Regions from separate parts of the Homo sapiens genome. Here region 2 is linked to region 1. The links are chromatin loops, found by intact Hi-C in ENCODE. Cell type or tissue: A673. All regions are shown on one strand. Region 1 overlaps CAMK2D (calcium/calmodulin dependent protein kinase II delta). Region 2 overlaps ANK2 (ankyrin 2).

What was found. A loop is a pair of places that touch in the nucleus more often than their neighbours do. Peaks named below come from ENCODE experiments on the same cell type or tissue, not always from the same donor. Only the 100,000 strongest peaks of a DNase experiment are listed, where the experiment ranks them.
Region 2: a loop joins it to region 1, with 4 times the contacts of the local background. A loop is called at or near these places in 5 of 110 quality-filtered maps.

Annotation. Positions count from the first base shown.
Region 1 is chr4:113,754,772-113,757,271 of GRCh38, reverse strand. All of the region lies in intron 2 of CAMK2D (calcium/calmodulin dependent protein kinase II delta), which reads left to right. Among named protein-coding and RNA genes, the nearest start is that of CAMK2D, 5.7 kb to the left of the region's middle. In A673, no CTCF peak of the experiment used is centred here; a DNase peak (open chromatin) is centred at 1,071; H3K27ac peaks cover 775 bases.
Region 2 is chr4:113,277,108-113,279,607 of GRCh38, reverse strand. It overlaps ANK2 (ankyrin 2), which reads right to left. Exons shown (of 46, transcript NM_001148.6): 16 at 1,673-1,771; 17 at 1,050-1,148. Among named protein-coding and RNA genes, the nearest start is that of MIR8082, 130 kb to the right of the region's middle. RefSeq lists a silencer at 1,031-1,205. In A673, a CTCF peak has its summit at 1,110 (motif pointing left); a DNase peak (open chromatin) is centred at 1,087.

The sequences.
Region 1 (2,500 bases):
ATCTGCTATTATTATCTAATAAAATTGTCATAATGATCAAATTAGATTACTTTTATGAAAGAACTTATAAATCCAGTGGCAGCCTTGATTTAGCTGTGAGAACTACGTTTGAATCTTTGCTCTACTACTTAGGCATAAATTTCGTTTAGTCTCTTTCCTTTTCTGGATATCAGGTTCTTCATCAGTAAAATGGGAAATCATACTCATGGAGTCTCATGGGGTGTTCTGAGGATTCAGGGAATTCAATGAGAATCATTTCTTAAACTGCAAAGTATTGTGTCAATTTTACCTCTTATTATTGTTCTCCTGAAAAATTACAGAACTTTTCCTTCAAAATGGTCAACAATTTTATTTTATATTGTCACACTAATCAGAACTGGTTGTAGAATATTTGTGCCTTTGAATGAATACGTTTGTTTAACTTGTACTCATATTGAATTATAAACTCTTGAAGAAGAAAATACCATGCTTTCATTTTTTGATACAACATTCCACAGAATTGAGAGCATAGAAGGGGCTCAGTACAGAGTAACAAGAATCAAATGTGGTTGTTAAATGACTTGTAAGAGTTAAGTACTTAATTTACTCCTAACAACAAGCAAATACTGAAAATAAATCCGTGAAGTAGTATATTAAGAGGATATGTCTTAACCTATGAAGTCTTTTAATAACACTCATTTCAGAGAAGATGATACAAATCATTTTTGCAGAAAAATTTTTAAAATAATGAATACGTTCAAAGGCAAATGTAGAAAGAATTGCAAAATAGTATGCTTGTTTTTTCTAAGGTACTGATTTTTGAGAGTTGCATATGGAAGCTTTTGTGGAGCATACTTTTTTTGTGCAAATTTTTGTTTGTATTTGAAATTCCATGACTCTGTATACCCAAGCCTTTAGTCTATTTGTTTTAAAGACCAGGCAGGTCCTCCAACTCCACTAATGTTCTTTAAATGTAACATTACAGCTGAAAAAGAAAGGGCTATTGTTAATAAATCTAAGACCATGAGGGAATTGCCAAAGATTTGGCTACATTCCTGCATAAATTTGCACATCCAACTATACTATCAACCAGGCATTTTTCTGTGCCTAGATTTTAATGGATTTCCAGCAGACAGTTTCAGTTGTATTTCCTCTCAGCTGTTAGTCATACATACCATATTTGGGGAACTCTGAGTCAATTGAAGAATTTCTTACCTTTTGTGTTAGCATGTGCGTGCATAGAACATTCATTATACTGAGCATGTAGATGGGTACACTCATATATAATTTGGCTTATTTTGAAAATAAGTAGTATGGAAGCATCTCAAGCATCTTATATTTTATATGTAATTTCTATCTTCTAAAAAGTTTTTGTTAGATGGGCATTGAGGGCATGCTTAGTAAATGTTGAATAGTGATAATAGAATTTTTGCCTTATATTTTCATGAGAATTAGAAATTACGCCATTTTAATCCCAAGCACAGTTAGATTAGTACTTAACAAAAGCCAATTTTTTTCTGCTGCTTTGATATTCTGTTTATTTATACATGTTTAGAACTGTACACTGTTGTCAAATTATATAAAGTCCAAGAAGAGCTGTGACTGCAGTTCAGAATCCAGTGGACTGATGGTTCTGATGGCAGATAATTTAGAAATAGTACCTGTGATTTATTTTGCATTTCAAAGCCTCGTGGTGGTAAAATATTTTATGTGGAAGTAATGGCTTCTTGACATTCATCTCCCAGTGTATTTCTTGATCGTTAGAAACCATTTGACTATTACATAGATTCTGATGTGTCACAGTCACTGTTTTTGTAAAATATAATACATTATAGTATAGGGTTAAAAAATAAGTTATTACAACTGTATTTTACCTCTACTCCATTGCTAAAGTTAAAAGGGATTTCATTTTATATTTCTGTAAAACTTCAGGCTTAATCAGTTAAGTCATTTTGATATTCTTTGATTTTACTAGTTTTATTAATTCCTAAATTGGTGATATTAGTAGTACATGAATCAGGACTTTATAAAACTACTTGACCATGTATGCAAAATTAGGCCTCATCTATAAAATCTAAATGTTTTGTGTGTGTGTGTGTGTGTGTGTGTGTGTGTGTGTATCCCTAAGTAACCTTTTTTGATGTTGTAAAAGGGATGTTAAAAACTAATTCTTGCTACTTTTCTTTTATTTTTGGCTTCCAGGCAGTCAAGAAAGTACTGTAATTTCTCAACTTCATGGTTACTTGTCTTGAATTGGAAGTAGAACTGAGACTATGTAGATGGATTAAGTTCTGATTATACATTATTGATTTGGCAAATTGGAACAATTTGGACAAATTAAAATTTGAAGGTTTCTTGGCAAGAACAACATTTTAAGAAAAAAATTAGTAAATCATTTTTATATTTGTACATAGAATCTCCACAACTCTTCAGTTATGGACCCAGAAGTGGCATGTGTCATCCTTATTATTTTGTATCCTTTACTTACGTTTAGTTGTATTTACATTCTTCTATAGGTCTT
Region 2 (2,500 bases), 480 kb after region 1:
GTATATATGTATATATTTGTATAACAGAAGTGGAATAAATCTCCCTCTATTGCTTTGGGGCACAAAGGACCTAGTGGTTAAGAGCACCGGCTCTAAAGTCAGTCTGCCTGAGGTCAAACACAGGTACAAGCTCTAACACTTATTATTCATATGACTTTGGAAAATTAACCTACTTAAATCTCACCTTCTCATCTGCAAAACGGAGATCATTAGAATACCAGTCTCATGGGGTTATTATGAGATATTGCCTGTAAAGTGCTCGGCATAGTGTTTGGCAAATAAATGGTGGCAGTTTTTTTATTATATTGTCTAATATAGCATAAATATTTTCCCATTACAATCAATATTTTTTAAATAAACCCTGATGTGTTCTCAAAATAGCTGTGCTTAATTAATGAACGAAAGACGCAATGAGGACTTTATGCATTATACGACATTCATATATATTTTCAGTGTAATAAGGGGCCAACTAGAATGGTGGGAAATGCCCTGTCCGTAAGTACAAGTCTTAGTTGGAGCTGTTTCGGAATTTGGTGCTAGATATACACCAAAAAGGCATCCTCCCACCACCTCTGAATCTAGGGACTTAGAGGGATCCATGCTACAGTTAACACAGGTAAAACATTAAAAAAAAAGACAAAGAAACAAATAGAAGTTTGAAGTCGGAAAGAATGAGAGTATAAAAGGACATTTTCATCATAGCATTTGGTTTATAGGAGAGAAGAGAAAATATGTTAATGACTTTATTTCTCAGTTCTCAAAATTCAGACTTCATTCTCTAACACACAGAATGTTAGCAATAAGATTCATCTCTACTGGTTTATAGGCACATCCCCTTAATATTTGCTGACTCTTAAAAAATCTTAAAAAAGATTTTCAAGACGCAACTGGCAGAAATACAAGGGAAAAAAAAGGGTGTCAATACCAAAAGCTACTATCGCTAGGACTAGTCGCAGTTATACTATACCATGTGTTTAAAAGACAATTCTCATGTGTTTTCAGGCGATAGTTACACCCTATGCCTGTAAATCCTTTTCTGTGGTCCTCACCTTGGCAGTGGCATGAGGGGAAGCACCCTTCTCCAGTAACAGCAGCGCCACCTTCTGGTTGTCATAATGAGCAGCAACATGGAGCGGGGTAAGGCCGTTCTGTAAAGGGTGTGTTTAAGTTTCAGCATTAATAAATTAGGGTTAGCTGCCCTGAAGCTACCAGGATGCCTGGAAACTGATATTGATTAAATTCATGTTAATGAATTAATATAGTCAATAGAAAAAAGAACGAAAATAAACAAATCCCTAATAATTTTCATATTAAAAACATAACTAAAATTGAAAATGAGCATACCACCAGCAAAGGGGATCTTGAGGGTCACAATGTAAAAAGGTCTAAACTGCTATGTAAGAAATACTACATTAACATTGCAGGGATTCTTCTTAATATAGAGACTTTCTGGGGCTGTTGTGACAAGACTTTGAGGCACAGCTCAAAATGCTTTCTGAATCAGTGTGTATGTACCTGGACGGTCATGGAAGACATCGCCACCATGTCTATTTGGGATAGTTTCATCAGTTGCTCTCACATTCCTTTCAGAGAAGTGAGAAAAATGTCTTTACAGATCTCCTAATCTATCACCTTCACTGTTACATAATTATAACGTATAGAAAATCTTTACCTTCCCTGCAGAATCTGCGGCAGCACGGCGTTGCAAGAGAAGTTTTGCCACATCCAGGCTTCCATACTTGGCTGCTACATGCAGGGGAGTAAAACCCTTCTGAAAATGTGAGAAACAAAAGTAAAATCGTATTTATTGTTGTAACTCCTCAAAAAATCTTTTTATTTGTTAACATATTGAGCAAAGTATACTGATTCTTCATTTGGAAAAAATACTGGTAGCATTAAATCTGTTAGCCATGAACAAGGACAAAGAAAAAGAATACAATTTAACATACAAAAGTTTGGCTTGATAGACTGAATAAAAGAAATTTTATTTTAAGGGCTTGGAGACTGAAATCTGACTTTATAGGTTTGGGATTTTTAAAAGCCACTAGTGTCAGTAAACTGGCTCCAATTTGTGAATGGGGAAAAAAAGCCTTTTCTTGCCTCTAAAATTAATAGAATTGAAACAACAGCTGCCTTCTCTCCAACCCTCCTTCTCTTTCTTTCAATCCTTTTTATAACACCTGAATTCCAAATTCATTTAAATTTTAGGATATTTTGGCAGCCATAGTAAAAACAAGTATTCGTGAATTAGTTGACATATTTTCTGCAGAAATGGCAAGATAAATGGTCTATAGAACAAAAAACATGTACTATTAAAAAGCAACTCCCATCCTGACTTGTCCCCTTTCCCAAAAGACTCACACTGTCTAAAAGACCAATTGCTTTTGTAAAATACGTTCTACTTCTGGCATGATGTTGGGCTGATTAACACCAGACTTTTAAACACACTGAAGCTTTAGAGCTTTTTTTAGAGGGCTGCTCTCCTACACATGTTGATATG